3 separate regions of the Homo sapiens genome follow, and all the other regions are linked to region 2. Evidence: chromatin loops called from intact Hi-C (ENCODE). Cell type or tissue: endothelial cell of umbilical vein. All regions are shown on one strand. Region 1 has its middle 130 kb from the start of MED14OS. Region 2 has its middle 58 kb from the start of MED14OS. Region 3 has its middle 140 kb from the start of MED14OS.

The links. A loop is a pair of places that touch in the nucleus more often than their neighbours do. Peaks named below come from ENCODE experiments on the same cell type or tissue, not always from the same donor. Only the 100,000 strongest peaks of a DNase experiment are listed, where the experiment ranks them.
Region 1: a loop joins it to region 2, with 8 times the contacts of the local background. A loop is called at or near these places in 2 of 110 quality-filtered maps.
Region 3: a loop joins it to region 2, with 15 times the contacts of the local background. A loop is called at or near these places in 2 of 110 quality-filtered maps.

The regions. Positions count from the first base shown.
Region 1 is chrX:40,865,290-40,869,289 of GRCh38, forward strand. No RefSeq gene overlaps it. Among named protein-coding and RNA genes, the nearest start is that of MED14OS, 130 kb to the left of the region's middle. RefSeq lists an enhancer at 1,795-2,294. In endothelial cell of umbilical vein, no CTCF peak of the experiment used is centred here; a DNase peak (open chromatin) is centred at 2,232; H3K27ac peaks cover 798 bases.
Region 2 is chrX:40,791,923-40,795,922 of GRCh38, forward strand. No RefSeq gene overlaps it. Among named protein-coding and RNA genes, the nearest start is that of MED14OS, 58 kb to the left of the region's middle. In endothelial cell of umbilical vein, a CTCF peak has its summit at 2,311 (motif pointing left); a DNase peak (open chromatin) is centred at 2,339; H3K27ac peaks cover 707 bases.
Region 3 is chrX:40,871,493-40,875,492 of GRCh38, forward strand. No RefSeq gene overlaps it. Among named protein-coding and RNA genes, the nearest start is that of MED14OS, 140 kb to the left of the region's middle. RefSeq lists an enhancer at 78-157. In endothelial cell of umbilical vein, no CTCF peak of the experiment used is centred here; a DNase peak (open chromatin) is centred at 49.

The DNA of each region.
Region 1 (4,000 bases), 73 kb after region 2:
TGTTTGCTCTATTAAGCCACTGAGGTTATGGTTCTGTTTGTTATGCAGCAGGAACCTAATATACTCCTTTTATTAATCCTAATTGAATTATCCTAATTTGATTGTACCATCTGTTTTCTTTTGAGATCCTGACTAAATCACTGCCTATTTGCAGATGTCTTAAGGGTATACAGTTGACCCTTGAACAATTCAGGCTTGAAATGAACAACGCAGGTCTATTTATACACAGATTTTCTTGTCTCTGTCACCCTTGAGACAGCAAGACCAACCTCTCCTCTTCCTCCTCTCCTCACCCTACTCAATGTGAAGACAACAAAGACAGAGACTTTTATGATGATCCACTTCTACTTAATGAATAGTAAATATATTTCTCTTCCCTTTAATTTTTTAATATTTTCTTTTCTCTAGCTTACTTTATTGTAAGAATACCATATAATATATATAAAGATATATATATATATATCATACAAAATACGTGTTCATTGACTGTTTATGCTATTTGTGAGGCTTCAGGTCAACAGTAGGCTATGAGTAGCTGAGTTTTTCAGGAGTCATGGATTTTCTACTGTATAGGGGATTGATGTCCCTAACCTCCAAGTTGTTCAAGGGTCAACTGTATGTAGATTTCCAGCTCAGACCTCTTCTCTCAGTCCCAGATCCAAATGTAGTCAGTGATCTGCTTGATATCACCTCTTGGATATCACAAAAGCACCCAAAACTCAACACTCAATCTTCTGTCACAAACCTGGTCCTATTTCACTTGATAGTACCAACAATTGAAGAAACCTGTGAACTGTCCTTGACTTCCACCTCCCTGTCACCCCTATATTTAAGCCATCACCAAGTCCTATTAATTTAACCTCCTAAATGTCTCTCATATTTGTTCTCTTCTTTTTTCCACCACCACCAGCCCCACCTCAGCCCAAGCCACCAGTATCTCTCACTTAAAATATCCTCCCAATTGGCCCCTTTCCAGTTTGTTCGCCACACAGAGGTCAAAGATATCTTTGTGAAAATTCAGTTTTGATTATGTCCCATCCCTCAGTTGAAGCTTCTCAATGGCTTCCCATTGCTTTTAGGATAAAGACCAGAATATTTAACATAGGCTTCAAGGTTCTAAGTGATATGGCCCCTGCTCCCCTGCTTCATCTCCCCATCTCTACTTTGGCCACATGGCCTCTTTCTGCCCTTCAAATTTGCTATGCTCCATCTTACCACTCACTGTTACCTCTCCCCTAAAGCTCTCTCCCCCTTCTTTGCTGTGTTAATGCCTGCTCCTGCTTCACATGTCAGCCTAAGCCTTACCTCTTTGAGGTAACCCTTCCTGACCTCCCTAAATCTGCCTCATAGCATTATGTATTTTACATTTGTTTGTGTGATTGCTTTTAATATTGGTCACCCCCTACTCCTATCCACTATAATGTAATCTTCAAGAGGGCAGAGGCATGTTTGGTTTTGATCATCGCTGTATTTGCAGTGCCCAGCCAAGAGTCTGGCACACTGTAGGCACTTGGCCCCTATTTGTTAAACTAATAACTTGATAAATCAGGGGTTGGGCTAGAACATCTCTAGGGTTCATGTTAGCGCTAACTTTCAGGGCTTCCTTTTCAGATCCTTCTTGTAGATCAGAGGGGTGATGGGGAAAGCAGCCAACTGTGGTAAATTAACAGCTTCCACACAGTCAAAGCTGTTGGTTAGAACTCAAAGGAGCCCTTTTCCTACTTCAAAGATACTGCATGGCAGGCACCAGCATTGACCGGCCAGATAGTTTTCAAGGAATGCTTGATACAGGCCAGCAAACTAAGTGCCAGAAATCCTGGGACAGAGACTTTTGCCAAGAGATTCCCTGCTCTGGTGAGCTGAGCTGAGCTGAGAGATGGCTCTAAATGTCACTGATTAATCATGAAGGGTGCTTCTCAGCCATTCCAACACTCTGCTTTTGCTCCTTTTCAGGTCTTCACCCTTCGGCCCCTTCTAGAAAAACCCCAAGTGACTGCTGTCTAGAAATATCCTCAGATAATTGGCTTGGCTGATGCCCAGATGTCCCTTGTCTTATATTAAGGTGTTGGGGAAGGAGGCAGGGACAAGTTACTCTTCTAGCTCTTGCATTGTATGATTCTGTTATTCTAAATTTTGAGAATTTTTTTCCCTTTTAAAGAGTGAATTAATTCTATTTTGACAGCATGACTTGGATCCCATCCAGGGAAAAGAGGTAGGAAGTTCCAGGGATGTGAGTCATCTATCCACCGGGGCTGGAGGCAGTTCTTCTGTTCTTATCCCATGACAAGGACAAACTCTCTGTCAAGGTCAGATCATGTTCTGAATCCATACTCACCAGGCAGCCTGCCATTTCCAATGGCAGCTTCTCCTGGGGCTCAGGAAGGAGGGCTTAGGTGAGGCACCTGGACAATTTGGTCCTTAGAAAAGGGTGTTCCTCTGACTGTGAGTTAAGAATCTAATATCCTGTGTGAGGTGGGAAAAAGAAGTGAGTGCATGGCTGGGTCCTGAGTTTGGGTGGTAGAAAAGGTCTGTTTATAAGATGGAATACTATACAGCAGTATTGACATGGATGCCCTAGAGCCACATTAGCAACATGGACTAATTTTTTTAAGCTTTATTTTATTAATTGACACCAAAAACTGTACATATTTATGGGATACAATGTGATATTTGAATACATATATACATTGTATAATGATCAAGTCAGGGCAATTAGCAAATCCATCACCTTAAACATTTATCATTTCTTTGTGGTGAGAACATTCAAAGTCCTCTTTTCTAGGAAATTTGAAATATACAAAATATTGTTAACTATAGTCACCCTACTGTGCCATAGAACACCAGAACTTATTCCTATCTAACTGTAACTTTGTCCCCATTGACCAACCTCTTTCCATACCCCATCTCCCCACCCTCCCCAGCCTCTTGTAACCACTACTACTGTCTACTTCTATGAGATCAACTTTTTTAGATTCTGCCTATGAGTGAGATCATGCAGTATTTATCTTTCTGTGCCTGGCTCATTTAACATAATATCCTCTAGGTTCATCCATGTTGTTGCAAATGACAGAACTTTATTCTTTTTTACAGCTGAATAGTATTCCATTATGTATATATACAATATTTTCTTTATCCATAGTATTCCATTGTATATATTTTATTTTTATTTATTTGAGACAGAGTCTTGTTCTGTCATCCAGGCTGGAGTGCAGTGGTGCGATCTCAGCTCACTGCAACCGTTGCCTCCCAGCTTCAAGCAATTCTCCTGCCTCAGCCTACTGAGTAGCTGGGATTACAGGTGCCCGCCACCATGCCCAGCTAATATATATATATATTTTTTTGTAAAGACAGGGTTTCACCATGTTGGCCAGGCTGGTCTGGAACTCCTGACCTCAAGTGATCCACCCTCCTCAGCCTCCCAAAGTGCTGAGATTACAGGTGTGAGCCACCACGCCTGGCCCCATCATGTATATATACAACATTTTCTTTATCCATTCATCCACTGATGAACACAGGTTGACTCCATATCTTGGGTATTATGAATACTGCTGCAATAAACATGGGAGTACAGATAACTCTTCAACATGCCAATTTCATGTCCTTTGGATATATAACCAGTAGTGGGATTGCTGGATCATATGGTAGTTCTATTTTTAATTTTTTGAGGAACCTCCAATACTGTTTTCCATAATGACTGTACTAATTTACATTCTCACCAACAGTATGTAAGGGTTCCCGTTTCTCCACATCCTTGCCAACACTTATTATCTTCTGTCTTTTTAGTAACAGCCATTCTAACTAGTATGAGATGATATCTCACTGGTTTTGATTTGCATTTCCCTGATGATTAGTGATGCTGAGTATTTTTTCGTATACCTGTTGGCGATTTGTATGTCTTCTTTTGAGAAATGTCTATCCAGGCCTTTTACCCACTTTTTAATCAGATGGGGTTTTTTTTGGCTATTGAATTGAGTTCCTTCCATATTCTGGATATTAACCC
Region 2 (4,000 bases):
CCGGGTGCTGTGGCTCACCCCTGCAATCCCAGCACTTTGGGAGGCCGAGGCAGAGGGATCACCTAAAGTCAAGAGTTCAAGACCAGCCTGGCCAACATAGTGAAACCCCGTCTCTAAAAATACAAAAATTAGCCGGGTGTGGCGGCGCACACCTGTAATCCCAGCTACTTGGGACGCTGAGGCAGGAGAATTGCTTGAACCTTGGAGGTGGAGGTTGCAGTGAGCCAAGATCACACCACTGCACTCCAGCCTGGGTGACAGAGTGAGACTCCATCTCAAAAAAAAAAAAAAAAGAAAGAAGTGAAATATACGAATTATTCTGAAAACATTATTGTGCTCTGTGGTATAGAACAGAACAAAGGTAAGAACAGCAAGCATAGGCAAGACTATAAAGAGGATACCCATGGAAGGCTAATTATTAACACTTATCTTTTGTGATTTTTAGCTTGAGGTCCCCAATCTCTTCACATTGGTACTTTGGGTGTTCTTCTGGGTCAACGGAGGTGACTCTGTTGGCTTCCCAAGTCTTTACTTGGGTATAATGAATCCAAGAGTCTATTCCAGTGACCTTCACTGCCACAGGAGTAGAAAGGAGTACAGTGTAGGGTCCCTCCCAACCTGGGCCTATAGAGAGAGAAAGGGAAGGGATATCACTTTTACTAGCACTAGGTCCCTTGGGTTGAACAGAGGTGGCCCTGGTTCACGGGATTGGGCCTCCAACAATTGTTTCAGTTCCTGTTGGAAATGGACCAAAGAGGTTATGTGCTTAGTTAAATTAGAGGTTTCTTGGTCTAGCAAGAGATAACTGGTGAGAAAAGGCTATCCACACATCATTTCAAAGGGACTCAAACCTAGCTTTGAAGGAGTGTTTCTGACATGTAGCAGGGCTATGGGGAGAAGGGTAGTCCAGGGGAGATGAGTCTCCTGAGACGGTTTCCTGAGGTGCCTTTTGATAATATCATTTGTCTTTTCTACCTTTCCCGGGGATTGTGGTCTCCAGGCATAATGAAGATAGTACTGTAGAACCAAGTGCCTTTGAGACCCCCTGGGTGACGGCCACCTTGAACGAGGGGCCATTATTGCTCTGGAGATACTTAGGAAGTCCAAAGCAGGGAATTATCTCATTGATTAGTACTTTTATCACCTCAGAGGCTTTCTCTGTCTGACATGGAAATGCTTCTACCCAGTTAGTGAACGTATCTATTTATAGTAGGAGGTACTGGATGCCCCTTGTCTTTGGCATATGGGTGAAATCCATTTGCCAGTCTTCCCCAAGGTAGCCGCTTGTCTTTTGAGTTCCTGGCCAAAGACGCTGTCGATTAAGGAGACTGTTTTTAAGGCAGATCTTGCCACCATTAACAACTTGTTTAACTCTTTGTATTAGATTTTTACCTGAGAACAATCTCTGGGCCAGTTGATAGGTTTTATCCTTACCTAGGTGGAAGGCCTAGTGAAGGCTTTTAAGTACTTTCCATTGGTTGGCAGCTGGTAGATGAAGCTTATTGTCCTCCGATTGTAGCCATCCTGAGGACTGCAGGATGTATCCCCAAGAGGTGGCCCATTCTATTTCTGCAAGAGAGTATTGAGGTTTTATTTCTCTGATGCGGCCCTCCCAGATCAGTAGGGCTTCAAGTGGATCAGAGACCTGGGCCCCCTTGCTGCTGATTTAGCTGCTTTGTCCTCCAGCCTATTTCCCTCGGCTATCTCATCCATCACTCTTTGATGGCCTTTACAATGTATTATTGCCAGCTCCCATGGGAGGAAAACCAAGGAAAATAGTCTTATTAATTTCCTGATGGTATTCAATGGGAGACTAATTAGCTGTGAGGAAGTTCTTCTCTTTCCAGATAGTAGCATGGGCATGGAGGACTAGGAAAGCATACTTAGAATCAGTATAAATGGGCCAGGCGCGGTGATTCACGCCTGTAATCCCAGCACTTTGGGAGGCCGAGGCAGGCGGATCACCTGAGGTCAGGAGTTCAAGACCAGCCTGACCAACATGGAGAAACCCTGTCTCTACTGAAAATACAAAATTAGCCGGGCATGGTGGCGCATGCCTGTAATCCCAGGTACCCGGGAGGCTGAGGCAGGAGAATCGCTTGAACCTGGGAGGCAGAGGTTGCAGTGAGCTGAGATTGCGCCATTGCACTCCAGCCTGGAAGTGCAATGAAGAGGAAACTCCGTCAGAAAGAGAGAGAGAGAGAGAGAGAGAGAGAGAGAGAGAGAGAGAGAGAGAGAGAGAGAGAGAAAGAATCAGTATAAATGCTGTTTTTCCTTTGCTTAACTTGAGCGCCCTCTTGAGGGCAATTAGTTTGGTTAGTTGAACACTTGTGCCCTAGGAGAGGTGCACTTTCAACTATATCGTTCATATAGCTGTTGCATACCCTGCTTTATGGGTTCTTTGTTCTACAAAAGAACTCCCGTCCGTAAAGAGAATCCAGTCTGGGTAAAACAGACTCGGGGCTGTTGCAGGGGGCACAGTGGGAGTGAGATCAGCTCTTTGGTTTGTGTGGGAGCTGGGTGGGGCCTGTGACTGCCGGCTTTCCCCCACTTCCCTGACAACTTGCATGACTCAGCAGAGGCAGCCATAATCCTCCTAGGAACACAACTTCAGTGACCTGGGAATCTCACCCCCATCCCCCATGGCAGCCGCAGCAAGACCCGCCAAGGAGAGCACGCCTAGCCCTGCTCCCACCTGATGGTCCTTCACTACCCACCCTGGTAGCAGAAGGCAAAGGACATATAATCTTGGGAGTTCTACAGCCGTGCCTACTGCCAGTCCCTCTCCACACTATTATAGTTGATGCTTTCTGGAAAGCACCACCTCCTGGCAGGAAGCCAACCAGCACAAAAATAGAGCATTAAACCAACAAAGCTAAGGACCCCCATGGAGTCCATTGCACCCTCCACCACCTCCACCAGAACAGGTGCTGGTATCCATGGCTGAAAGACTCACAGATGGTTCACATCACAGGACTCTGTGCAGACAACCCCCAGTACCAGCCTGGAGCCGGATTGACTCACTGGGTGGCTAGACCCAGAAGAGAGACAACAATCACTGGAGTTCAGCTCACAGGAAGCCACATCCCCAGAAAAGGGGGAGAATACTATATCAAGGGAACACCCCATGGGACAAAAAAATCTGAACAACAGCCTTCAGCCCTAGACCTTCCCTCTGACAGAGGCTACACAAATGAGAAGGAACCAGAAAACCAGCCCTGGTAATATAAGAAAACAAGGCTTGTCAACACCTCCCAAAAATTACACTGGTTCACCAGCAATGGCTCCAAACCAAGAAGAAATCCCCTATTTACCTGGAAAAGAATTCAGGAGGCTAGTTATTAAGCTAATCAGGGAGGGACCAGAGAAAGGCGAAGCCCAATGCAAGGAAATCCAAAGAAATGATGCAAGAAGTGAAGGGAGAAATATTCAAGGAAATAGATAGCCTAAAGAAAAAACAATCAAAAATTCAGAAAACTTTGGACACACTTTTAGAAATGCGAAATGCTCTGGAAAGTCTCAGCAATAGAATTGAACAAGTAGAGGAAAGAAACTCAGAGCTCGAAGACAAGGTCTTTGAATTAACCCAATCCAACAAAGACAAAGAAAAAAGATTAAGAAAATATGAACAAAGCCTCCAAGAAGTCTGAGATTATGTTAAACACCCAAACCTAAGAATAATCAGTGTTTCTGAGGAAGAAAACAATTCAAAATGCTTGGAAAATATATTTGGGGGAATAATCAAGGAAAACTTCCCCAGCCATGCTAGAGACCTAGACATGCAAATACAAGAAGCGCAAGGAACACCTGGGAAATTCATCACAAAAAGATCATCGCCTAGGCGCACTGTCATCAGGTTATCCAAAGTTAAGACAAAGGAAAGAATCTTAAGAGCTGTGAGACAGAAGCACCAGGTAACCTGTAAAGGAAAACCTATCAGATTAACAGCAGATTTCTCAGCAGAAACCCTACAAGCTAGAAGGGATTGGGGCCCTATCTT
Region 3 (4,000 bases), 80 kb after region 2:
TCCTGATTGCAGCTGAAGCTATAAATATTCTCACCTCTACCCCTGCATCATTGCTGGGCCCACCCCTGCTCCTTTTCCCTTCGTCTTTCTGTCACTGCTGGGAAGCCCCTGCCTTTGCTCAGACTTCTGGATGCCTTCCAACTCATTTTCCTGTCCTGCACACTCCAATCCCCCATGGTGTAGGAATCCCCACTTCTGACAGTAGAGCACAGTAGGGAGGAGAGAAGGTGAGCTGAGTTTCTGTTCTCACAAGAAAACTTAGAGTGGATTTTCACCAGGAAATAACACTCTACCAAGTAACTGGTTCTTGACCATCATTAATACTAGCGTCTCATTTCCTGTGGGTGGCGTGGGCTCTGGTGGTGTGCTTAGGAACCAGTCATTCATATAGAACTGAAGAAAATCTGTTCTGAATTCTAAGACAGATTTTCCAACAAACTTTTGGATCAATACCAAGTTTTAAGTTGTCAGTTCCCTATAAAGCCCTAGGGGTGCCTAGCTTAGCTAAAGGGAAAGAATTCAAGGTTTCTGTGGGTGAAGTAAGACAGGGAACTTCAGGGGAACTCCAGAAAGAATTTCCTGGGAAATAAAATTGCATCACGGCTCACCTGCCTGAGCTGCTTAGAGTGTTCATGCTTCTACTAAAGAAGCCTTCTTCTCTCTGCAGCCCCACATTTTAAATACGAACAGTATAATAACAAACTCCACCAAGAAGAGCTGATCATTCACCACACAATGTGATTTCTAATTGCTTGAATAATACCGTATGATGGAATAATTTCCTACCCAGTAAAAATGATTTCTTTTTTTTTCAGAGTGATAATATCCTGTTAAAATATAATGCCATTCTAGACAGTGACTACACAATGGAGTGGTTTTTTTTTTTTCCTATATATAACCTTTAAATGCTAAGCATTAGGATCAAGGCAGTAGCAAGTGATAAAACAAGTTCCCAGATGAAGAAAAGAATTCTTTGGGTCTATGTTGGAATCTAATTACCCAACATCCTTGGGTAAAATAGTGAGTTGACAAATTTATGATACATAGATGGTCTTTGCTCTGTTTCTTCAGAGAAACTCAGTTGCACAAGAATGGAAATGGATTTTTCCATAAAGCTGGTGTGCAGTATAACATCTATATTTGGACAGGCACACACACACCATGTTGCTAATTTTAATGCGCCAATTAAATCCTCATTTTGTGCATCACTGAACCCATAAAAGCAGATTTTTTTTCTTTAGAAAATGAAATTGCAAGACATTTGTTGTCTAGTGACCTACTGTGCCAATAGGTATGTAGAGCATGAGGTGCTCTCTAGGAATACAGAGGAAAGTGAAGACGTGCTTTCCGTTCGTGAGGCATTTAGAACGCAGTCAATTACAAGTTCAGAGCAGAAAGCAGCCTCATATCAGAAAGATGAGAAAAGTGAGGCCTAGAGAGAAAGAATGACCTTCCAAAAGTCACACAGCCAAGGAGTGAAGTTGGTCAGATGAAAACCAGCTGTCCAGAAATGGAGCTCAAAGGCTAGCCTCTCAACAGCAGCCCTTCACAATACCCATGTGGAGGCAGGGACAATGCTGCGCTAGATTAAAATGTTTCTCTAGGTTGGGCCATGTTCCTGGCATATAGATTCTTCCATGGGGCTCATGGGAGGCTCCTTCGCTGGGCCCCTTTGATTGCAGCTCTGGTGATGCTCACCATACAGTGTTTCTCTAAAATCCACACCCCTTTTGGCTTCTGGTTCTTGGGCTGATGTGAGAGAGTGGGAGTAGAGGCTCGAATCCACACTTTCTTTAAGAAATCCTCTTTGGAAACACTTAAAACTGTTGTAGCTTTTACAGACACCACCCCTATAACTCTGAAGTCCCACTCCTAGATGTATGTGCAAGAGAAATGTGTACATATGTTTACCAAAAGACATGTGCTAAAATATCCGTAGGTATTCATAATAGCCCCCAGTTGGAAACTACCCAGATGTCTATCAACAGTAGAACGGATAAATTGTGGAATGCTCACACAATGGGATGCTATACAGTAGTGAGAATAAACGATCTACAACTACATACAGTATGGATGGCTCTCATAAATAGAATGTTGAGCAATGAAGTGAGCCACTAAGGGGTACACACTGTATGATTCCATTTATATAAAGAACAAAAAGAGGCAAAAATAATCTGTGCTATTAGAGGTCAGGATAGTAGTTACCCTTGGGGGTAGTAGTGACTGAAAGCGGGGTACAGAGACCTTATGGGATGCTAGTAATTAATCTTCTGGTTTTGTTGGGATATTCAGTTTGTGAAAATTCATCAAGCTATAAACCTGTTGTTTGTGCACATTTTAATATGTATCTTATATTTCCAAAAAGATTAACAAAAGAAGACTCCAACCTTTTTTTCTTTTTTTTTTCAAGAGTGGGTCTCACTCTGTCACCCAGGCTGGGGTGCAATGGTGCAATCTCATCTCACTGCAGCCTCCACCTCCTGGGCTCAAGCAATCCTCCCACATCAGTCTCCCAAGTAGCTGGGACCACAGGCGTGTACCACCATGCCCAGCTAATTTTTTTTTACTTTTTTTTTTTTTTTTGAGGCAGAGTCTCGCTCTTGCCCAGGCTGGTATGTAGTGGTGCAATCTCGGCTCACCAAAACCTCCGCCTCCCAGGTTCAAGCGATTCTCCTGCCTCAGCCTCCCAAGTAGCTGGGATTACAGGTGCCTGCCACCATGCCCGGCTAATTTTTGTATTTTTAGTAGAGATGGGGTTTCACTATGTTGGCCAGGCCGGTCTCAAACTCCTGACCTCGTGATCCACCCGCCTCGGCCTCCCAAAGTTCTGGGATTACAGGCGTGAACCACTGCGCTCAGCCGATTTTTTTTACTTTTGTAGAGATAGGATCTCACTATGTTGCCCAGGCTGGTCTCAAACAATCCTCCCATCTCAGTCTCCCAAAGTTCTGGGATTACAGGTGTAAGCTGCCATGCCTAGCGTCCAGCCTCTTTTTCCCCCATGGCTCCCACATGCAGAGGTGCAGCCCGCTATCACAGGCTGTCTTAATTCAGGCTCTGATCCTAGCTCCCCAACCACAGAGAACACACAGTTACCTCTTCAAGGGTCCCTTTAAAGTACCATTTCACGGACTTAAGGTTAAAAGGGGGCTCCCCATCACCTCAGGGGTCGGAGAGGGATGCCCACAGCATGGCAGTAGCCTTATCTAAAGAACCTTCTTCACAAATCCTTCTTACTTCTACCCTCTCTTGATGCCTTTGTAGTCAAAATTGTTGAGGGCATTTGAGAGTCTTAGAGCATACCTTTTGTAAAGTCAGCCTCTGTAGATCTGAGCACACTCCTTTTGGATGTCTCTTGTATTGGTGCAAAACAGCATTGGGAAGGTCCATTTTCATATCTTATTACGTAGGTAAATAAGAAATCTATCCATAATAATGGCTTGTCACATTCATGTAGTGCTTGGCCTTTATAAAAGAGAATGCAGATCTATTGCCTTAATATTCACAGCAACCCTACAAGGTAGGTGTTACTCTCGTGTTACAAGTGAGAACATTAAGACTGGTAAAGGAGAGGTGACCTGCCCTGCCTGAGCTTACACAGGCACTACATGAAGACAGGGATAGCCCAAGCCAGGGCTTGTGACTCCAGATTTATTCTCCCCCTCCCCCACCTCCACCAAGGGTAGGCCAAGGTGGAGATGTACCAAGGCAGAGAAAGAAGAGCCTGGGAAACTTCTGCTTGCTGTTCTGGGATGTGAGCTTTGGAAGATACCAGAATGGGTTTGAATGGCAAATCTACTACCTATCAAGTGCATGATTTGGAGTTAGGTTATTTCACCTCTCTGGACCTTAGATGATAACATCTACTTCTTATGGTTCTTGTGAACATGACATCCAATAGCCATGTGAAATGCCTTTTAAAGCATAAGGCTTTAAAAGGATATTGGTTTTCTTCTCCCTTTGAACAAAGCCTAAGGAAGTCTAAGGAAGAGTAGGTGGG